Linked DNA regions of Mus musculus: all the other regions are linked to region 3. The links are chromatin loops, found by intact Hi-C in ENCODE. Cell type or tissue: left cerebral cortex. All regions are shown on one strand.

Region 1 (8,000 bases), 410 kb after region 3:
GGGGTCAAAGGTGTGCGCCACCACTGCCCAGTTAAGTTAGAAATTATTAACCAGAAATTATTTTGTTCCTCACACATACTTTTTTCCTTGGCTGTTAACAATTTTTTCGATTTACTATTTTTTATTTCATATTTTTTTATTTACATTTCAAATGTTATCCCCTTTCCTTGTTTCCCCTCTGAACCCTGCCCCCCCCCCATCCCATTCTCCCTCATCAGCCCACCAACTGCTATTTCCCTGTCCTGGCATTCACCTACACTGTGGCATTGAGCCTTCTCAGGAACAAGGGCCTCTCCTCCCATTGATTTCCAACAAGGCCACCCTCTGCCACATGTGCAGCTGGCGACATGGTCCCTCCATGTAAAATGGCAACCAACAAATTGGGAAAAAATCTTTACCAACCCTATATCCAATAGAGGAATAATATATACAAAGAACTCAAGAAGTTAGACTCTAGAGAACAAAATAACCCTATTAAAAATGGGGTACAGAGCTAAACAAAGAATTCTCAACTGATGAATGCCGAATGGCTGAAAAGCACCTGAAAAAATGTTCAACATCCTTAGTCATCAGGGAAATGCAAATCAAAACAACCCTGAGATTCCACCTCACACCAGTCAGAATGGCTAAGATCAAAAACTCAGGTGACAGTAGATGCTGGAGAGCATGTGGAGAAAGAGGGACACTCCTCCATTGTTGGTGGGATTGCAAGCTGGTACAACCACTCTGGAAATCAGTTTGGTGGTTCCTCAGAAAATTGGACATAATACTAACAGAGGACCCAGCTATACCATTCCTGGTCATATACCTAGAAGATGCTCCAACATGTAATAAGGACACATGCTCCACTATGTTCATAGCAGCCTTATTTATAATAGCCAGGAGCTGGGAAGAACCCAGATATCCCTCAACAGAGGAATGGATACAGAAAATGTGGTACATTTACACACCGGAATACTACTCAGCTATTGAAAACAATGACTTCATGAAATTCTTAGGCAAATGGATGGAACTGAAAAATATCATCCTGAGTGAGGTAACCCAATCACAAAAGAACACACATGGTATACACTCACTGATAAGTAGATATTAGCCCAGAAGCTCAGAATATCCAAGATACAATTCACAGACTAAATGAAGCTCAAGAAGAAGGAAAACCAAAGTATGGACTCTTTGGTTCTTCTTACAGGGGGGAACAAAATACCCATGAGAGGAGATACAGAGACAAAGTGTGGAGCAGAGACTGAAGGAAAGCCCATCCAGAGAGTGCCCCACCCAAGGATCCATCCCATACAGTCACCAAACCCAGACAGTATTGTGGATGCCAACAAGTGCTTGCTGACAGGAGCCTGATATAGCTTTCTCCTGAGAGGCTCTGCCAGTTCCTGACAAATAAAGAGGTGGATACTCACATCCATCCATTGGACTGAGAACAGGGTCCCCAATGAAGAAGCTAGAGAAAGGACTGAAGGAGCTGAAGGAGCTGAAGGAGCTTGCAGCCCCATAGGAGGAACAACAAGATGAACCAACCAGTACCCTCAGAGCTCCCAATGACTAAACTACCAACCAAAGAGTACATATGGAGGGACCCATGGCCCCAGCTGCATAGTTTTTTAAAAAAAGATTTATTTATTTACTTTATGTATATGAGTACACTGTAGCTGTCTTCAGACACACCAGAAGAGGGCATCGGATCCCAGTACAGATGGCTGTGAGCTACTGTGTGGTTGCTGGGAATTGAATTCAAGACGTATGGAAGAGCAGTCAGTGCTCTTAACCACTGAGCCATCTCTCCAGCCCAACCCGGCTTTTTTAATCTGTGGTTTTCAATTTTACTTCAGGAGGGTCCTTTTCCGATTACCTAAAGCAAGTTTCCTCTTATTCTCTGCTGTTGCCATGAAGTGTTCACATCACTTCTCAGGTGACTTGCTTGTCCACTTGACTTTCTGTTTCTCTTCATGGGCTAGGACTCTAGAAGGATAAAAGGCCAGATTGTATACACGATTGTATACACTGTTGCTAGAAAATATTTATCGGCTTAGTGTCTTAAAACACATGGATCATCATTCTTTTAAATGGGTAGAGTCACTGAGCCATCTGTATGCTAGTCCTTTGTTGAAGGCCCATTAAATTGTTTTCCAGATGTTTTACTTATCAAAACAGCACAATTGAAAATAACAAACTCCTTGTAAGTTTTTGTTGATACATGTGAGAGAGTCATCCATAGGATAACTTTCTACAACCAAAGGCTGTGGAGGAAGGGACACAGGCTCTCCATGTTTGATAAATGCAGCTATTTGCACAAAGGCTATGTGTGTGTCTTGACCGAAGTGTGAAGTGCTGCTCAGGCTTGTTCCTGTGTTCACACTTGAGTGGGATGTCCTGTGTCAGCCTACTGCTAGGGCGAAAGCTGAGGGTGGATGTGTTTTATATTTCTCTTTAGATTTATTTGTTTTTTGTTTGTTTTTACTGGACTTAAATTATCTGTTGTTCTGAATAGACTTTCCAAAGCTTTATTACATGTTTTTTTTCCTATCCATAACCCCATAAGGAGGGTCTATGCACCATATGTTAGTGCTATTGATTTAGGAGCTATTTAGAGTTTTTAATCTTTATGTATCCCATAATAAAACTAGATGTGTCACATGTGTTTAGTTTATTTTCAAAAACAATAATATGTGTTTTGTAATGTCTAATACGTAATAGATCCTCAATGAATTTTTTGGCTCAGTGAATGACAAATGAAAAATTAATTTTTAAGGCAATTTGATTTTATCTGAAAAATCTTTGTCATAGAAATTCATTTTCATGGTAGGAAAACTTATACCTTCGTCAAAAGTTAACATTGTGTTGTGGGAGATCAGGAATTTTGAGAAGTTTTGCTGTAGATAAATACAAATTCTCTTTACATATAAAGCATAACGTGTGTGTGTCATGTGGATACATAAATATGTCACAACCAGAAGTAGATTTTGAGCACTGTTGGCTTCCCTGGGCCCCAGACTTTGTAGGTTGTAGTTGAATTTCTTTGAGACGTCTTTGGCAAACACACCCTTCCACATTGAATGAAATGTTAAAAGTTTCCTTCTAGCTGATTATAACCGGGTCCTCACCAGTCCTCACTCTTCCTGTATGTTGTTCAAGAGGCACTAATTGTTCGATTTGGCAGGTTTAACACTTCCTGACAGAGGCTATTAAAGGCAAGTATTCTCCAATAACTGTCACCGGCTGGAACAAAGAGCCTTCCAACTCAATGTGTGGAAGCCATGACATTCTTAAATGACCCGTTTCATAGATTTTTTTTAAAATTTTATCTTTTTAAACTAAAATTTGGAGATGCAGGGTTGGTGCAAGCATCAAGGTATAGAAAGCGAGTAAAGCTTGATTTTGGGGCAGGGAGCAAGACAGAGCTTTATCTCTGACTTGAAAACAATTGTTATTTGGAAAATCTCATTAGCAGATGTGACTGCTTGGAGTAAAAAAAGACTTAAAACTGGTGTCGCTTTCAGGATTGCTTTGAACTTAACAAGCACCTATTTGTGGAGCAGACTGGCTAATGAAAGGAAATTAAATTTTTCTGACAACTTCCCGTTCCAGCCTCCTTATTCAGGGATGCTGTTGGGTACTGAAGACTTTTAAGGAAGAATTTCTTTTCTTTTTCTAAAAACTGGACATAAATGAAGCAGTTATTTTCCCCTAGTCCCAGTTTGGGGATTGGGGAGTCTACTGTGATTGCTCTTCATTTTAAATGTAGTAATTTAAGAGCTTTAAAAATGCCAGGCTTCCCTTGAATGCCTTGAAATTGTGGAAAAATTCCTGCATATTTATCAACTGGTGGTTCTAGAACATTGCTGGTGGTGCATATAGTGCCACTGGATTAGAAAAATTAATTGAATTGAGAAAGTGGCTTCAGAGTTCTTGTCATTATGTCGAAAATTTGTGCATAGAGTTTGCACAGTGTATATCAGGTGAATGGCTTTGGCTGGGGCAGTTTGTTGAAGCGGTTTTAAGTGTTACTGCTGACAAATGGCGGGGACGGATGCACTTGTGAGTCGGTAACGCAGGCCTGTCTTGGACCTCAGGGAGGAGTCCTTACCTTGTTCTTCGGAGTTTCACTGAACTTTAATTTATGTGCCTAGTACAACTGTAAAGATAAAATATGTACCTGAAGAATTGGTTAAGAAAATATAATGGAAATCACAAGGTTTCTTCTTTTTTTTCTTTTTCTTTCCTCCCTTCCTTTCTTTCTTCTTTTTTTTCCTTTTTTTTTTAAACAATTGCTAATTCTTACAGATACTGGAAATTTACTTATTTCTAGAAAATTGATAGAGCTCCTCCCAAACAATAGACAATCAACTCCCCCTGCTGACAGAATCTAGGAAAACACAGTGTGTAAATAGACAAGGGGGCTGCAGACAAGCTTTAATGATCTGATTTACAATTCAGTATTGATTGTAAACATCTAAAATCTGCCATTAAATCCCAGCAACTGCACCGAATCATTGGCAATTCTGGTCATGTTTCCTGCCAGCTCATTTCAAACTGCTTTGAGTTTCTTAATATAATAACGACGAAGGAGAATTTACATTCCACTTATGGTATTAATTTTACATTTCTCTGAATGAAAAGGGTTAGAAGGTTGTAAAATTGAACATTAAATGAATCAGAGGAGACAGTAGTGCAATATATGACTGCCCTAAAGACATTGTGCAATGTCTCATGGGATTAATGTTGAGTCTCATTTCCTGCCTTTACAGGATGCAGATGAAGCTGTCAGAATTGCAAGGGAAATTGGTAAGTCCTTAAATTAACTTTGGTAGTGTTTCTGTGTCTTTCAGCAGATACGGTTGAGCAAACGTGTAATAAGTAATTCCCATAGAGCAAATAATATTTTAATAGTTTTTGGTTTCTATTACTTGTGGCTCTAGAATTTATCAGTTGAATTACCATATTCTCTTATTAAAGTAGGACTTGTAGTCACTTGATCTTAGTTTGGTTCTTTTATAAGATGAACTCACTAGCTAATTAAAACGAATAATTGTCTGAAGAGTCTTGAGGATTGGACACAGTTTGTATTTAGTTGTGTGTGAGCACTCGGCTGTGGTCTGTTGTAATGTGAAGGACACAGCACACAGGATTCAAATGAAGGTGCCCTTGACAAGCTTGTTCAAGTTCTTACCTTTTTCTAAAATGGAAAATATCAACTTAATAGCTTTGCTAGGAAAGAAAGATGCAGTAGAAAGTGGGAGGTGAGAGCTGGATAGGCTAAGCAAGTGAATATATATATATATATGAAGTTTCAAGTATATTCCTCTTGCTCATGAACACAGTTGTCTTCTGTAGTGTCTAAATGGAGAAAATAGGAAAAGAGAACAAAGCTTTGAAACCTATAATTTTGAGTCAGATCAATACATGTGTATACCTATGGAAAGCTGTGGCTAGGCAAGGGCCTCAGACAACACTTTCTGTCAGGCTTACAGCAACATCTTAAAACAATCTGTGCTGCTAGCTACATTGTTTCAGGAAGCCATATACTAATATTTTAGTAGTCCTGTTTTCTCAGTGTGGTTTGTTACTCAGAATTTTTGTCTATGATAGGAGAGCATTTGATTTGGCAAAGTTTGTATATTCCAAAGTGATCATGGACATTAAGATATTCTTGTAAATGAGACAAGCTAGCATAGAGTTCTTTGGTCTGGTGTTCTTGAGCTATCAGCTTCCTCAGCATGCTCTTCTGTGATTGGCTTGTTGTGTACTGCTTCTGTTGGGTATGGCTAAATTATTTTGGTTTTGGTCATTTAAGTCATATTAAGTGTTCTTTGTTGTTTGTTTTGAAAAACTGCCTTGGATATAAGGCCAGTACATATAAGATACTATTTTATCTGTCGAGAACATCTGTATTAATTACTTCCTCAGCGTTGCCAGCATCTTTAGAAGCTTTTCCCTATTGTACTAATTTCACAGTAAGACTTGGTAGGTTATATAATGCTGCTGTCTGTGGGTTAAATCATTGGTCCTTTTATTCCCCATGAAGCACTCAGCAGCTTCTAAGACTGTCCTAAAGTGGTTTAATTTTATTAATACACTTTTAAACTCAAATTGGGCTCTTTTTAGTCATAGCTTAGATATTACCACCTATCCAAGTCATCTATGAGAATATTTTGTAATAAATGATTGTCATATTTGGAGGAATTTTGGAAAGCAGGAGGGCTAGAGTCTACACTAGGATCATGTGCCTGTGACATGCTGTGAATTACACATCTTACACTCAAGAACACTTTCTTTGGTGACACAGTATTCAAGTCTGTGTGTGTGCACATGCGCGTGAGCCCTTTGGTGATGGATCAGGTTTTTCCTACTCTTATTGAGATATCTCACACTTATATTATGGTTTGGATGGCCATTGTAAGTTTACTTAAGGGTTAAAGTAGACCTTGAGTCCATGGGAAAATATATTCCCAAGTGTGAGCAACAGAATTATAAACATATATTTGAACCTATTTTATTTTTTGTTTGTTTTCTTTTGTAGTGTCATTTTCTGGATTTTCTTGTGTGATTTATGTTTCTGTTTCTGTTTTCTTTTTCCTCTTCTGTGTTGCTGGGGAATCAGGATCTAGAGCTTATTTTGCAAGGCCTACACACAGCCACAGAGCTGTGCTCCTCCACTCTGTGCACAGGTTGTTGCCTTTTCCCTCTTTTTTGTGCTATGTGGTAGAAACAAAATCTTTCTGTGCTCTCCCACTTTCAGGTCTGTGTTTCTTTTCTGGAAGCATTTATCTATACTGCCAGAGGTGGAAAGTAATTGTTGGCCACTGTTGTGTTTTTTACGTAACTGTAGCTTTTAGTTTGGAACATTTGTTTCCATGTACCATCTACTTCAGAAATGCCATTTTTTTTTATTATTGAAAAAATTTACTATAATTACAATTCAGATTTCATACATGGGTGTGTCCTTGATGATTCCCATCCCTTTCCTTCTATTTCTTCTAATTCTTCCCTTTCGCTCTCATTGTGAAATACATGCTTACAGTTGTGGCTATTAAATAGAAGCTTGCTAGTGTCCTGAGCAGACTGGAAGGAAGAGAAGTCATAAAATTTGAAGTGAAATGAAACACGGTAAAGAAGTTTTACAAGGCTTTAGGGATTTCCCTGAGAACCCTCCAGATCACACAGACACCTCCTGTGAATACCTTTTCTTACTGTGCTGTCATCCAGACACATTACAAAGTCACTTTTCTGTAATCTCTATTCAGTTTTCTCTGCCAAAGTAGTAGTGTTCTGTATTGGTTTATTGTACTTTATAATATATTTTGGTTATACCCTCATATATACAATATTGATTAGTTCTTACTTAAACAAAACATAATGATGATATTATAATTAATATTCACCATTAACAAATAAAGATTATATTTAATATCAAAATAGTATTAAATATACTCGTTGCACATATTTGTAACTGTGAATAAAAATAATTTTATTAAAATATAAATATATCAATACATAATAATTTATTTTTGTACATTTAAGGCAAACCGAGGAAAGACAAAATATATGCTTTCTTCACTCTTGTTTTAGTTTCAGTTTTCTATTTGGAGAACCTCATTCTTTTTTAAGGGCACAGTTGTTGCAGAAATGTAGCTAATGCATCATTGGACTGTGGCATTATTGGTTTGTGTACACTGAACCATCCTCACATTCTTGCACTGAATCCAACCTGGTCCTGGTGGAGAGTCTCTTTTTTTTTTTTTTTTTTTTAACCGTCTTTTTGTTGTTGTTGTTTTTTGTTTTTTGAGACAGGGTTTCTCTGTATAGCCCTGGCTGTCCTAGAATTCACTTTGTAGACCAGGCTGTCCTCCAACTCAGAAATTCGCCTGCCTCTGTCTCCCGATTGCTGGGATTAAAGGCGTGCACCACCACGCCCGGCTTATTAACCATCATTTTAATTTCCTTGACTATTACAAATCCTTTAAAGTTATTTCTATAGGTCATTATAGCAT
Region 2 (8,000 bases), 1.0 Mb after region 3:
GCCTTGTTTGCTATTTTCCTGCTCATTTTACTGCATTTAACCCACTATAGAAGGGACTGAGCTATAATCAACTGTAATTTATTGGGGCTAATGGAGGGACAAAGAGATCCTAGCAGTATAGGACAGTGAACACGGGGTAAGGATGAGGACACATGCATGCATATTTTCTAGACAGCACAGGCATAAAAAAAAATCAGTCCTAATAATTTGCAACTCGACTGGAATGTTCTGTGACCTGAGGCAACAAGAGTAATAGACCAAGGAGGTGGTAAACATTTTAGTCACTGGCAGATGCAAAAAGAGCTGTGTTAAGAAACACAACAAGCAGAAAATGGAGAGTTGGTATATAGCTGGCTGCTGAAAGGGTATGGTTCTATTGGAACCACATTCATATGCCACATCATTATTTTTATTATGCAACTTTTTTCCCCTATGAATTACCCAAAGGTAGCTCTGACCTTTGACTGAACTCTGGGGAGAACTCAGATTCCATACTGCTTGCTAATTTTACTCCTACAGATGTGGAAAAGGAAGCCAGCGGATGTTAGTCTCATGAAGGGCTCAGAAGATGGTGCTTGCTGTTAAAATTCCCTGAGGTGCTTCTGGGAGACAAACATGGCCTGTTGACGGGATGTGGTGCCCTTTGCATCCTGACATCTCATTTCTGTAGAAGGGATGAATCATTATGTGAGAGCCTTTTAGTAGGTCAAAATAAAACAAGAGTTACATTAGACCCAAACTTGCTGTCACCTTTTCTACAAGATTTGCTTGAGTTATATCTGAGTGCATACACACATACACACACTGGAAAAGGGTTTAAAAAATACCTAATTTCTACAGTTAAGTAGTGAGCTATGTAAAATTGTGTGAGTCTGAGGGCATGACAAGTCTAGATACTCATGCAAATCCTTTCCCTTTCTCTACTGTCATTTTTGTTTTGTCCTCAATTGTTGCATGTAGGATCATGCTGATCCAGGACACCCACCCACTTATCCTTTGATGGTTTAACGTCTATAGCATCAGTTTCTGGATATTTGTTTGGTTGAGTGGTTATTGTAGGCAGTTAGCTTGTTTAGTGACTCACGAATGTTTCCAGATGAGGTTCAGTGGAAACACAGCGCTCTATAAAATGGTAGGAACAGTTAGTGGGAGTTGCTGTCTCTGCTTTCCTTGTTATCTGAGAGCCGGGGTTTTTACGATCTTTGCTGTGCATATTTTGCACATTTTACTTAGATTGATCTAGGTATTTGGGGTTGAGGGTGTCATTTTCAGGAAATCTTCATAGTATGTATAAGGTTTAATAAGTGAGGCAGAAACCAGGCAATTAATTCTAAAATTATCACTGTTTATTATCCCTCTTCCCTCTGAATCTAGGAAAGGCTCATACTTTCCACCTGCTCCTCCTCCATGTATTCCTATAGCTACATGACTGAAATCCAGCTGAGGGAAAGTACTAGAGGGCACATTTACCTGTTAGGTCTGCCCTCTATTGTATGGCATTCCATAGCCTTTATCCTCAGACCTGACAATTTGGGGGTAAAATGTCAGCTTGGGAAACCAGACACCGAAGATGATGGAACCACAGACAGAAGCCTATGCCTCTGAGTTGCTGCATGGAGGAAATGAGCCCTCTGACTAGAAATAACTTTTAAATGAACAACATTAACATTCTCTCTGAAGCTTCGGAGGGTTACCATATTAGCTTTTATATCCTTATTAAGTTTTCCTTAATGAAAACACTGTATCAGTGTGTGCCCGAATTCAATGCATGTTGCAATTACTTTGATTCACTGTAGTAAGTTTATATCTTGTTAAAACTAATGAAGGCCCATGAATTTGCAAAGGTTCTAAAATTCAGTAAATGTCAGTCACCAGAAGACTTCCATGTGCAAAGCATTGAATAGGAATTATGGACCTAGATGAAAATTGATGGAGTCTCAAAAGGGGAAAAACAAGCGTGCAAGATCAGGGATACTGATGGGGTATTCTTCAACAAGGGCACTGAATCAAGCATGTGCACTGTAAGTGAAATTTAGAAATCAAAAAAAGATTGCTGCATTAGAGCTTAGTTGTTTTGAGACTGGTAGAGGATGTATCTGAACTAGGAGTTTCACACGAAGGAGGAGTCAGAAGTTGAGCTCATGGAGGAGAGCTGGGTTTATTTTTCTTTTGGAGGGCTGTCCTACTTTGGGGAAATGCAGACAAAGACTAAGTCACAAAGACAATGAGAATGATAGTGTTCTTCACCTATGGTCTCACTCAGAGGGTCTTTACACAGAGATATCGTCATGTTCCTGAAATAGATCTTGGTCCTCTCGGCTTGCCTGGGTGGAAATGATCACTCAGATGAGAAAAGGCAAGGCTTTTGAGGTGGGGTTTGCTTGCTATAGCATAAGATCCAGCCACTGTCACCTGCATTTGGAAGAGACTTCAGGTATCGGAGGAGGAAGAAAGGATGTGAAGTTGGGTCCCCATGTTTGTGTGCCAAGATTCTTAGTCCCTAAGCCATCTATCTCTCTGTAACTCTTAGGGTTGTTTTGTTTTTGTTTTTGTTTTTAAATAAAAACTCCATTCAGCTTCACATTTAAAAAGCTCCTTTCTCACGTTTGATCTGTAGCTGAGAAAGAGTATGAGAAAATTCTCTCTTTCCTTTCTCAGGGTGTGGGGAGCATCCCTCTCTTCTCAGATATTTCTACTGGACGTTTTGTACTGAATTTGGCTATATTACTCCTATCTTGAAAATATTTGTTCTATCAGGCCTCAAATATTTTCTCCTGGTTTCTGTTTTTCTCGGTGGCTGTGGTATCTATGTCTCATGTATGCATGTGGTATTGGTATATCATTTTTGCTGGTGGCTGCTATTGTTTCTGGTTTCTGGGTGGTGAGACTGTATAGGTTTTTCTATTGCATTTCACTCGACAATTAAAAAATAAAGATAAATCAACTAAAAGGCTCTACAAACTAAAGAGAACTATGGGATGTTAATGTATGCAAATTTCCCCTAAGCATGTTGATTTATTTTACTTTAAAATCAGAAATGCCTCTGTCCCTAAGGTGATATACAGTATTTTAAAAATTCTTCATCAGGTTTTCTTCTCTGCTAATTTAATGGCAGACAATCTCTAGCTCATTTAGTATTCTAACATTTAAAGGACCCTCAAAGAACTTGGGAACTCCCTATTCTTAAATTTGGAAAGCAGGCAGGCAGCACAGGATGCCACTCTCCCAGCTCCCTGGTATTCCTTTCAGTGGTTGATTAACTCTTTGGTTCATCTCAGCATAGGAAAACTCAAGTGTCTGCTTAGCAGGAGTGGTAGGGGCTATTCAAATGAGGGCTGTTATAGGCCAAGATTGTATCAGTAAAGCCCATTTTAGAGCCTCACTAGAGACTCTCCATCGCTGAAGCACCATCTTGAGGCCCATTTGGTCAAAAGTGGCTATTTGAGCAGTATCAGGTCTGGGCTAAAGCTTGTTTCTGAAAGTGTTTCCCGTTGGGAGAAAGGAAAAGTGAAGTAAGGGAGCCCCCTTTTGGAGGAGGATAGTTATGAGGGAGCTAAAAGGAAGGGTGGCCAGTCAAGAAGATACAAGTGGAAGAAATTGGAGAAGCAGTCAGGAGAAAGACATGCTTCATATATGAACTCATGTTGGGAAAAATCAACACAGGATTTTCAAACAAATGGTTCATGTATGAGACCCACGAGGAAGATCTTTTCAAAAGGATGTATATACAAGAAAAGGGCTGGACTGGTTCTCCTGTTGCTAAGGTAAGGTTTATTTGTTGCTAAGATAAGCAGTTCTGAAGATGGGCATGGAGAAGGTACAATAGGCTAAGTGTGTGTCCTATGGAGGTGGGAAAGAGCATTCCAGTCAACCCCACTGTGACCTTGGGTTCACTTCCTTTGTTTTCTACAAAATATCCCAAGACCAGTAGCAAAGATAAGCTAAATAAACATAATCTTTGGATGTCTTCAGTACTAACTTTGTTGAGTGTGGTAGGTAGCTGTGACAGGCTGCCAATGGCTCCACCTCCTGGTATCAATGTCTTGGCTAATTTTCTTCCCTTCAGTGTGGGCTGGACCTAGGGAATTGCTTATGAACAGAATCCAGTAGATGCCACTTCTAGGGGACAATTTAGGACTGGGCCTTCTGACTAGTTCGAGTCCTCCCACAATAGCTTACTCTCAGAAGATTGGCTGCTCTACAGAGAGGCCATCCTGTCAATGATTAACAGCAACAACCAGAAAATAGTTAGGGAAGACCAGACTTTCCATCAACCATAGCCTGCTAAATAAAGTGCCTTAAGTCTATCCTTGTAGTGAGTTTGAAGCAACTCTGCTTCCTGCTGAGTCCTAAGAAGTGCTACAGCTCATTCTTACCTTATGCAAGAACTATAGCAGAGGACTCAGAGAAACAAGGCTCTGCTTTTGATTGACAGATGTGAGATGAGAGATTTGTACTGCTGCAATAGATAGCTGATACACAGGGCTGTTATTATAGAAAGGCACCTTCTGCTTTGTCCCACACACTCACCTGGCTCTGATTCCATCAGGGATGAGTCTTGGAAGTTCTCCAATTTTCTCTCTTCCTATTCTTGTAGCTATAGCCCATTCCAATAAATCCTTTAAGTTCTGGGAAGTTACAGGAACTAGAAGAAGAGCTCTATTATTTGTAGAAGGACTTCCAAGCTATTTGACCCCCTTATGTATCTGTGGTTCTCCCTGTTCCCATAGCTGTGCACTATGCACCATGCACTCATGTAAAGCCTCATGTAGCAGTGCATCACTCTGTCATATTCTAGTTTCAGTAATGGCTGTTCCAGGGAGCAGTAACATCCTGCCTTCACTGGGCTTCTGCTTTAGGGTGAGAAGAGAGAGATCTGTAGATTGTTATTAGATGTGACAAGCTGGGGCAGAGGCTAGCAGAGTAAGGTGTCACAGAATGCCAGAGCTGACACTGGCCTAAGGAAGGTATCTGTGAAGTCTTTCTGAGATTTATGGCATCAGAAGACAAACTTAATCTCAGTGAGCCACCCATCAGAGTATGGCTGTATGCTCCAAAAGAAAGTAAATTGTGGGAACAGAAATGTCTATTCTCATTCCTTTCATGAAGAGCAAGGAGACCAGAATGACATGAACAGAATGTATGAGCTGAACATTAGAAGATGGGCAGCTGAGCTGTGGTAGTGGCCATGTGTACAGGGCCCTGCAGGTTATGGTCATGCTGGACACAGTTTTATTATGCAGGAAACTGGAAGCTACTGGGAGATGGTCAGTCAGGAAGTAATGAATGTCCAGCTTTAACTGGATTACTGCTCCAATCTGTGAGGGTCAGCAGAAGCACAATGGTGTAGGTGGAGTGGTTTCTGCCCATTGTAAGTTCCTTTTATTTCTTTTATTTGAAGGGAAAGACATGACAATGATGAATGCTGTTGTCTTACAATTAGGTGTCTGATCAGAACTCTGTCCACTACTATGTGTATAGCCTTATCTACCATCACTGAAACATTTCCCTCATAAGATAAGACAGGGGAACGCCAGGGCCAAAAAGGGGGAGTGGGTGGGTAGGGGATTGTGGGGGTGGGTATGGGGGACTTTTGGGATAGCATTGGAAATGTAAACGAGGAAAATACCTAATTAAAAAAAAAAGACAAGGCTTGAGCAGCTATCTCATGCCTATTGTGACCATTAACTGATTGGTAATCTCAAGTACAGGGCAAGTACCTGCTGTGGCTCCTGTCACTAAACATCACAGGCATTTTAACAATGCTCCGCGCATTCCTGTGGGCATGTAAAGTGGAAATTTCTGTTTTTCTTTTTTTTTTTTTGGAAAGTCAGTTTTGTCAAATGATGTTTTGCCGAGGAACACAGGTGAAGGAATGTTTTGCTAAAGCAGACAAGTGAAAGAAAATTTTGCTGAAGCAAACAGAGGTGAAAGAAAGAACTATTTCTAAACAGGCCTACTTCACCTGTGTCCTAGTAACTTTTCTACTACCTCTGGTGTGTGGTGAGCTAGAGGAGAGGTTGAATGCTTACTAAAGTAGGTTGGAAAAAACCTTATGACTACAGGCATGGAACCTTGGTATGTGGAAACAATGAGCACAAACTAGCAGAGATACAAATAAGGCAAGGCTCATTTATTCTCCAGGCACACCAGTGATGTGTTGGTTCATAGCAAAAGCTGTCTTCCTATGAAAAGGGCATGCCTTCTGTAGTCATGCAGACTCCTCATTTATCCTGAGAGTAATTTCACAGGTTCTGAGATTTGTTCTTCCTTATCTGTAGGCACACAATCATGACCCTGCTATTTCCTGTGGTCAGAGCTAAACTGAATATGGCAAATTTCTAAGGGTGGGGCCCTTGTAGGTTTGTTTACCCATGGATTTGTCACTAGGGCTACATTGCGATTTTTGTAGGCTATAGAAAATTTGGGTTTCACAACCCAATTCTTACATGAAAATATGAAAAGTTTATTTAACTACTGTTTTTGTATAAATACAAATAAATTAACCTTACATAAGTATGTTTTGTTTTTCAAATTAAAGCTTCTTTGTTTAAATAGTTATCCGATATTAAAAGAAATCAAAGCAACTTATTGGTACCTAAAATTAGCATGAGCTGTCACCCTACTTCCATTAGCCAAGGGCACCATGAAGTTTTGAAAGTGGTCATCCAACCTCTAGGGTAGACTGCCATCCATTTTTGTGCTTCAGGGTACAAAGAGAATTCAGAAAGTTTTCACAATGTAATGTGGTTTATTACTAGGCCCCTATTTCTCACCAACATTTCCTTCTGGAATGCAGCAGAGTCAGCACACTGATTTGGATGCAGCAGTAACAGCCCCCCCACATCTTACTAGGCCTCCTACCCTAGCACAACTGCTGCCATGATGGAAGTACTACTTAGGCCTTAGAGACCAGCATATGGACAGCAACACCTGCCAAAACATAAACAAAGATCTAATCCATCAAAGTCCATCATCCTGGGAAAATCTCTAGAGGTACTATCCTTGCTTTTTAGCTTCTATAGTTCTGATTCTGGATAATTGTTCTTGCTAATTGAGGTGCGTCAACCTTGGATGTGGTTTTTTTTTTTTTTTTTTTTTTTGCCCAAAAGCCCATTGTGAGAAAGGCTTGCTTGGGTTTCAAATACTCAGTGTAGTTGCAGGCTGGCTAATAAATACATTCCATTGGTTCGAACCCATGTCCAAGTGGTCTTCTCCTGTGGATAGCTGACAACACAGGTCTTGAGGGCTGAGACTGCCTAACTAAGCTATTTTCTCTGTGTCTAATGATGAAATGGTAGACACAGAGATAAGACAACACAAATCAGCATGGCTATATCCTTGAAGTGGAAATTTGATGTCATCAAAGGAAAATAGTAATTATTTCTGTTTTACCTCTGCTTTCATAAAAAATTGCAATAAATATAAGTGATGGAAAATTTGATTTTAAAGTCCCTAAATTTATTATCTATTTGGCAAATTCCATTTCCTTTAGGTGTTTACTGAAATACTATTCTATCAGCTAGGATGATATTGACTATCACATATAAAAATGGCAATATCTTCCCACCACAAGGTACCCAAAGTCTTTCACTCCATTTTATCTCTCTTCCCCTCAATAAGTTGGACCTTTATGTTGACAAGACAATGGTGTGTTTCTTATTTAGTGCTACTTATTACTGATACCTATGTGTGATGTCAATATTTATGTCTTGATTGGTATTTGTTGATGAAAAAAAGGGAATATATTTCAGTATTAATGTGGATCCCTTGGATGTTAGCTTCTAACAATTCTAGTTGGTGATCACACTGGTGGGTTTAACTGTCAAGACTGGCTAACTTGTAAGACTCAGAAATGGGCTAATGCTATTGCCCTAATTATTCTCTAGACTATGAGATTGACTGTTATATGGCTGAAGATTGTTTTTCAGGCTAGAGTAGACACAACTACTTGCAATTTCTTCATAATTTCTGAAAAATATTTTTGATAATTGTAGATG
Region 3 (8,000 bases):
TTGGGAGGCAGAGGCAGGTGAATTTCTGAGTTCGAGGCCAGCCTGTTCTACAAAGTGAGTTCTAGGACAGCCAGGGCTATGCAGAGAAACCCTGTCTCAAAAAACCAAAAAGAAAAAAAATATTTATTTTATGCATATGAGTATGCTGTATGGGTCTTCAGACACACCGGAAGAGGACATCAGATCCCATTACAGATGGTTGTGAACCACCATGTGATTGCTGGGAATTGAACTCAGGTCCTCTGGAAGAGTACTCAGTGCTCTTAACCGTTGAGCCATCTTACCGTGAACACATAATCTTAAAGATTTACTTATTTTTTAAATTTTATGTGTATGAATTTTTTTACACAGATAGCTGCTTGGACTTGAACTCTGGTCCCTGAAAGTATAAGCGTCACTCATATCTGCTGCGTCTTCTCCCCAGCCTTGTTTTTTTACTTTTGAGACAGGCTCCCAATTGCTCTCTGTAGCTCAGGTTGGCCTTGAACTCATGACCCTCTGCCTCTTGGGTTGTGAGGTTACAGGCATATATCAGAGTACCAGTACCAACTCTGGCTAGTTTTAGTGTGTGTGTGTGTGTGTGTGTATTTGTGCGCGAGTGCGTTTTAATCAACCTTCTCTACCTTGGGAATCTCACCATGACAAGGTACAGCTCTGTTACAGGACAATTTACAGCTTTGCCTTTTCTGAAGACAGGTTCAAGCACAATGCACTAAGCATATAAGCTAGAAGTACCCAATTTATACATACTGATAAACTAGGATATGTGTCTGAGGGCTGTGGTCAAAAGACTCCCAAATATGACCTAAAAAATGATTTATTAGCCGGGCAGTGGTGGCACACACCTTTAATCCCAGCACTTGGGAGGCAGAGGCAGGCGGATTTCTGAGTTCGAGGATAGCCTAGTCTACAAAGTGAGTTCCAGGACAGCCAGGGTTATGCAGAGAAACCCTGTCTCGAAAAACAAAACAACAACAACAACAAAAATGACTTATTACCATCACTAAGACATGGATGGAGGGCTGGAGAGATGGCTCAGTGGTTAAGAGCACTGACTGCTCTTCCAGAGGTCCTGAGTTCAATTCCCAGCAACCACATGGTGGCTCACAACCATCTGTAATGGGATCTGATGCCCTCTTCTGGTGTGTCTGAGTACAGTTACAGTGTACTCACATACATAAAATAGAGGTATGGTCCAGTCTGGGGTCTGTCCCCTTTGCTCACAGTATAGCTCTCACATAAGTTGGGTGTTTGGGCTTCCCCATCAAGAGCCTACTCAATCCTTCTGAGCCACAGAGCTCTTCTATTCACAGCTCTTCTATTCACATTGACCCTCATCTCAGCCAGGCATTGTCTGGCTGCATCCAGATGCAGGCAACACTACGAGATGCCTTACTCAGCAGAGTACCTCTGGGGCTTCCCTGACTCTACTCTTGGGAACAGATAGTGTCCTCAAAGTGTTTTTACTCTCCAGACCTAAGAAGTAGCTAAGGGAAGCTAGGCTGTGCTGGTGTGTTGTACCCAAATGGGTCTGAGCTAGAAACTATGATAAGAAGGGATCCTGGGACTTGGAGCCTTCACCATCCCACCACCCCAGAGCCTGTCCAGCCCAACCTTTTGGCCTTCGAAGTGTCTCTTCTACTAGGGTCTGGCTTTTCATAGTGGTGTAATTGTTCATTTTGAAAAGCTCTAAAGTCATCGTTCAAAGGTATGTTATTGATTGGTATGTGGGGGGGGGGGGCATCAAGTGGACCTGAATGGGCAGAGCAAACAACTCCCTCTCTACCAGAAGGGATGACATGCCACCATTTTAAAATTAAGTAGCATTTTAGGGCCCAGTGTGGCGGTACACACCTATAATCTCAACACTTTGGAGGCTAAGGTAGAAGATACGTTGCATGTAGCCTGGGTCACATAGCTGGACCCCTCCCCCCAAAGGATAACATTGATGAGCAGCTACTCCTGGCCCCAGGTCCTCCTCCCTTTAGAAATGAGCCTCACCTGAGCTCTGCCACATGCCCCATTCCTTGAAAGCAGAGAAGTGGGGGTATTTAGAGCTGAGGCTCACTGACCCACCGGGCACCCTAGGCCTTGAATGACTCTTGGCATCTTCCTTTCTGTCAGCCAATGAATCTGTGCTGAGCCCTGGTCCTTCCGGGCTCCCTGGGAGACAGCATTTAGTGATGACCTGGCTCCTTTCTCACTGAGGCCAGCTTAGGGAATGGACGTGTGAATGAGGATTTGTGTGGCCATAGAACCGGATTCAGGCCCGAGTCTTCTCCAGAAACAAAGGCAAGTCTGTTACAACAACTGCCCTCCTTCTCACAGGGTCTGTGATCCCATGGGTGTGGCCCGGAGCAACAGTGTTGCATTTTGTCCCTGTTCTGACTATGCTGGTCCAGGTGTCTTTACCTGGAACTCATAAAATGGAGACAGAACAGTGGCCTCTAGTGGCTGATGGGGCCCTCTGGGACCACCTGCTACCAGTGAGTGACCCACGCTACCGTCTTGCCAGCAAAACGCACGCAGGCCACTCGGATCCTTCTGCAGTAAAGCTTTAATACATCTCGAGAGATAGATGATCAACTTCAGGAGAGGAGACCCAGAGAGCAGAAAGCCCTTCCCTTTTATAGGCTGTGTAAAACGGTTGGAGACGTGCACCACCCGAATTGGCTGCCCACTATCAGTCAGTTAACGCCACGAGAGAGGCAGGGCTCAGGCAATGACGCCTGCACACATTTTACTATGAGCAATGGATGTCAGCGCCATCTTGTAACGGTGACTGTGAGGGCGGCTCCTCACAAGTGAGGACAGCCCACTGATGCTTAGGCCACTGAAGGGCCACACCCAAAGCTGGGTGAGAGTGTCCTATCATCCCAGGACAAGGCATGCTGGTAGGCTGGTCTGCTGTGGAGCTTACATTGCAGTCCAGGCAGCTGGAGCAGGAGAAGCTGCTAGCTTGTCTAGCTGCAAGGAGGGCTTCATATCCCTAGAGTGTACAATAACACACACACACACACACACACACACACACACACACACAAAGAGGACTCAGAGAGGTCTAGGTATGAGTGCCCAGACAGGGAGCTTTTCCTCATCAAAGTTGATCAGCTGACGTCTGAAGGGCAGGTGTGAATGGCGGGAGACTCCGTTTTCATGGAGTCTGTCCTTCAGAATGGTCAAAGTAATTCCTTAGTAGAAGTGGCCTCTTTACCCTTCTCTGTGGGGCTTGTGAGCAGCTTCAGTGTTGACAATCTGATACTGTGTTGCTTTTTCTAGTCAGAAGCCATCTTGGGCCCCTCCCACTTCCTGCTTTGTTTTCTGAAGCTGTTTAGGTTTTTGTTTTTGTTTTTCCTTTTCCTTTAGGTTCATTTTGTAACCAGGGCAACAAATGCTGCCATGAGTGGACAGGAGGGTTGGGAATGCTGGAACCAAATCATCTTGGGGAGATGGGTTAGGAGGCTTATGTTTCTGTACGGTAAGTGCGGTGACTAGACTGTAGTTCTGGAGTGGTCACTAGATGGCACTCACACACTGGTGTTAAACCAGTCCAGGACTCCCCACTTTGGCGCCTGTATATTCTCCAGAGAGGCTGACTGGCCAAAGCTTTGTATCCCTCCACTCTTGATGGTCTACAGAGATCTAAACAGACGGATACGTGCCTCTGTCTAACTCATTTCACCTGATACTGAGCGATCTTAAGAACCTGGCAAAAATACCTTCAAAGGTCTTAAAACCCTGTCAGCTGCTTAACCCCGGCTTGCTCTTCTCCTGAGCAAATGCAGTGAACCCATCTTTGCAGTAGAGAAACTTATCTGTTTCTCTCCTAGTCGTTTCACAGATATTCTCAGTGGGAAGAATAGGAAGTGAGGGTGAGGGAGGCATTAAAAAGATTAGCACGTCAGAAGGAGATCTATCTAAAACAGAACTACAGCTTGGTAAAATACAACGGAACCTGCTAGATAGAGATTAATATTATTTTATCAGGTCTATTGTTAGACAGTTTCAAACAAGCGAAGCATCATTTGCATGTTCTTGTGTATTGCTGGAGTAGGAGGCAGGAAACCGTATGTTCTTCTTTCTACAAGTTGTATGTGCATCACAGAAAAACCCAATCTTAACTTCGTAAATCTGTTCTGATGGAACAGGAAGGGAATAATGAATTTCTAAGGTCACCTCGGCTCCTGCCTGGTTCAATCCTCTCTGAGCTGAGTGGACATCTTGGGGAGGGGCCCTCGTGGCTCTCTCAGGCATGGGCACGCTTCTTCATCTATGCTCTTCTTAGCTGAGATAACAGTGCTCTGAGCCCCACTGGTAAGGTTAACCTGGGTGCCGCAGGACAGCAGATGGGAATTCTGGTTTGCAGCCACTGCGGAAAAATAAAAACATGTTCCAGAGGGGAAGGGAGCTTGTATTTCTGCGTTTGAACCTTTGATCCACATTCGCTTCTGAAGGGAGGGCTAAACCTTTTGGTGGAGACACATGGCTTGACATCTGTGAAAACACAGCTGTATGGAGCAAAGAAAAGTTGGGGAAAACACAATGGTTTTGCTGTGTCAGGGCCGTTAGTGCTCGAATTCTAGACAAATATTGTCTTTTGATAGTTCTCGCAGAAGGCCTTCTAGATTTTCCCAGGTAATTGCTTAGTAATGTTATTCTTTGAATTTCAGATTTTGAGCCACCTTTTAAGAAGTGAGACATAGGTTTTTCTCTTCTCTCCTCTCTATAAAGACAGTAAAATAAATGAATTGTTGTGATGACCTAGCTGGCAGCCGGGAGGTGGGAAGAAATCAAACCCTTTGAAACAGATGACGGTAGACATCACGATTTGCTTTCGTTTATTTTTTTTTTAATGGAAATATTGGACATAGAGCTTTGTTCCCGACGTTACAGCAAAGATGGGGCCTTCGAAGAGCTTGGCCCTTGGAAACTTGCTTTGTTTTGAGCAATTAAGGTTTGTCACTGAGCGGATGGAGAAGCCCTGCTTCCATTCATCTGTAAATAGCAGTCTTAGCACGTCTCTCCATCCCTCTCCCCAGCCCCTCGGCCAAGAGAGGTATTTAGCGAGGTCTTCCTTCGTCCCCACTTTTCCCTCTGCCTTCCTCTTGACCTTTCCCCTTTTCCTACTATCGAGTCTGTGACCTGTTAGCTCTTCCTTGTCCCTTGGTAATGGGATATCTCTGGACCCTCCCATTCCTCCTGTACCAGTGTGGCCACCAAGACATCCTGGGATGAGGGTTTGAAGTGGAAGCAGAAGCCTGGACAGCGGCTGCCCCATCCCCCAACCCAGTCTCACTTTCCAGTACCCACCACTTCAGCAGCAGCCATGTGTCCCCGAAATGAGATTACCGTGGGGTTTCTTTAAGAGAAAGATACAAATATTCACCTTTGGGGGCCATCCTGCTGCCAGAAGGAGTGTGAACTAAAGTCCTCCCAGACACCCCAAAACTTTCCCCTTTGAAGTCATCCTGCCTTCCCCTTGCAGGAGAGGAAAGAAGAGCCGAGTAGATGTCAGGACCTCTGAAATGCTGACTTAGCCTTTTCCCTAGGCCTCCTGTGGGCTCATCCTCGGGCCTTTCAACTGTTCCTTTTGAAACTGCAGAGTTAGGTGGCCAGGCCTTTCCACACTGTCCCAGCCACCAGCATCTGCTCCGGGCAGCAAAGGGAAGAGGCTGAGGGTAGGTAGGAGGAAAACATGGGTGACAGTTAGCCTTGGAACAGTTTCAGGGCTTATCCACCTTGTTAACAAAAAAAAAAAAAAAAAAAAAAAACTTCCCAAAATCAAATAACACCCCCCCACCTCACCCCACCCCCCCACCTCACCCCATACCCCCCCATCAAAGCCAAGCCCCTCTTGCTGGCTGCATTTTGTCCCTGGGACTGTGGGTGTCACCCCAGCTTCTTTTTTTGGAATTTGAGCTTGCGATGCAAAGGACTTGGTGAAGCCTATTAATTTTTCAGGCAAAACAGATCAAGGGAAGTCTTTGATGCGGCCTTCCCTCATTTGGTATTCAAAGGTAAAGAGCCTACCCTCTTCTCTTTGCTTTTGACATAATTAAAAGAGATTGCCCCCCACCTCAGTGACCACAAAAAAAAAAAGTCACCAGTATTTTTTGAAGTAAAAGTTCTAACTTTTTATATCAAGGCTGTTGTTTGGGGGCCCTAAATACAACCGGTATTTATGTTGTTGCATGCTGTCTGTCTACCTTGCATTTTAAGTTTGGCAGATGGGGTTACATTGGATCTTTTCCTCGATACACACACACACACACACACACACGCGCGCGCGCGCACACACACCCAGAAATTTGAAGTAACCTTGGACACCTAACTGATTTTTATACTGGAGTGTCCTAAAGTTCCATGAAGTGGACTCTCAGGTTCTCCCATCTGCTGTGTTTAACCTCAAATTGTGACCCAAGAAGGCCCAGCAAGGCCCTTTGTCTTATCTGAGCATTTCCATGCTGGCTGGTGAGGCCTTAGGTTTTTCACTACATATGCAAAGAGCCTGGCTTGGATTTTTTTTTTTTAACACCCTCTGTTTTTGCTTGTTGCTGGTGTCCCTGTTTCCCATTGTATTGGTTGTTGACGCCCAGGGCCACTGTTCATTCTTCTTGATTGGCCTTGCCCCAAACATCTCAGGATGGATTAAAAATTCATGCACCAGGCTGAATCAGTTGTGTGTTACGATAGTTTTATTTCTCTATCTAGAGGTAGGTAATATTTTAAAGGTACTGTGCCCATGAAGTCACCGGAAGCCAATTAAAACTGCCAGCAATCCTCTCCAAAACCTGTTTGGTGGTATAAATAATTGACACTGGGAAATACAGCTGTCGGGGCAGCAGCGGCGCCTCTCTCCCCTGTGAGCCCCGGGAACCAGTTCTGGCCACCCTGTCACCTGGGTTTAAAAACTTGATAATAAGGCCATGTACAAACACATTGTTAAAAGAATCTCTCTCTCCGGCCTGCGGGGAGGGAGGAGAGACTGACGTTATTTACAGGTGTTTGAGAGAAAGAAACGAATCCCGGCGAGGCAGGTAGCCGCGGAATAAAATCGAAGCGCTCCACCGAAACGTCCAGCTTTTAAAAGGATGTGATTAAAAGGGGACAATTTTATGAAGTTGTTATAGCAACTGAAATACTCCGATTGAAATGTGTGTATCTAAACCATGAAAGACCGTAGGAGGCCCGAGAAACAAGGCCAGCATTGTGTTTGGGAAAGGCAGTGGAATAGTGGTAGCTAAATATTCTTTTCCCCCTGGGGTCCTCCTTCCGGGCAGCTGCCTCAGTTTCCACTTCTGAAAATACATGGTGGTGATGCTTCACAAAGTCACCTGAATCCCCAGGCCTTGTACCGGAGTCTGCTCGCTCATTGGTCCTCTGACCTGTGGGGAATACAATCGCCGAATTGTGTGTGATCTGGGACTGCTTTTGGAGTGGCCTCTGAATTCACCCTTGCGTTTACACTCCTGTGTTCTCTCATTAACGTCTTTGTGAACAATCTCTCTCCGCTTTTCATTCAGTCTCCACCAGGCATAACCCACCGCTGGCCACCTACCAACAGCTGCACTCAACAGTCCAAATATGTAAATATTCCTAAAAAAATTTTTCTTTCTAATCCCCCTCTTTCTAGAAGCTACATAACTCCTCTATGTGACTTTATTTGGAATTTCTCATTTAAAAAAAAATGATGTTTTTAATTTTCCTCACCAGTGCTGGCAAGAGTATTAAACAATTGTTGCTTTAAATCACTGGCGCGACTATATAAAATTAACACATACGTATAACTGTATATTATGTTGTGTTAAAGCGGGTTGGAAAATCAATACCTTAAGGGCAACTGGGAAAGCGCCTCTGCAGACTTTGGACTTCAGATACTTACAATGTTACAAATTTCTTGCAATGCATTATGGGTTTTTGAGGTAGTTTTTTGTTTTTTGGTTTTTTTTTTTTGTTTTTTTTGTTTTTTTTTTTTTTACATTAAATGATGTGATAGCTTA

The links. Hi-C counts contacts between places; a loop is a spot of excess contacts. Peaks named below come from ENCODE experiments on the same cell type or tissue, not always from the same donor. Only the 100,000 strongest peaks of a DNase experiment are listed, where the experiment ranks them.
Region 1: a loop joins it to region 3, with 3 times the contacts of the local background. A loop is called at or near these places in 12 of 42 quality-filtered maps.
Region 2: it touches region 3 in a loop (4-fold over the local background); 5 of 42 quality-filtered maps call a loop at or near these places.

Annotation. Positions count from the first base shown.
Region 1 is chr14:122,633,624-122,641,623 of GRCm38, forward strand. It overlaps Pcca (propionyl-Coenzyme A carboxylase, alpha polypeptide), which reads left to right. Exons shown (of 24, transcript NM_144844.2): 8 at 4,758-4,794. It overlaps Gm46487, which reads left to right. Exons shown (of 2, transcript XM_017316344.1): 2 at 1-415. Among named protein-coding and RNA genes, the nearest start is that of Gm46487, 7.1 kb to the left of the region's middle. In left cerebral cortex, CTCF peaks have their summits at 1,668 (motif pointing right) and 4,369 (motif pointing left); no DNase peak of the experiment used is centred here.
Region 2 is chr14:123,236,733-123,244,732 of GRCm38, forward strand. The region is part of intron 1 of Gm33906 (a long non-coding RNA gene); the gene reads left to right. Among named protein-coding and RNA genes, the nearest start is that of AA536875, 72 kb to the left of the region's middle. In left cerebral cortex, a CTCF peak has its summit at 3,527; a DNase peak (open chromatin) is centred at 3,519.
Region 3 is chr14:122,220,386-122,228,385 of GRCm38, forward strand. The region is part of intron 1 of Clybl (citrate lyase beta like); the gene reads left to right. Among named protein-coding and RNA genes, the nearest start is that of 1700108J01Rik, 9.3 kb to the right of the region's middle. In left cerebral cortex, CTCF peaks have their summits at 2,450 (motif pointing left) and 3,521 (motif pointing right); DNase peaks (open chromatin) are centred at 3,524, 4,326 and 7,236; H3K4me3 peaks cover 291 bases; H3K27ac peaks cover 207 bases.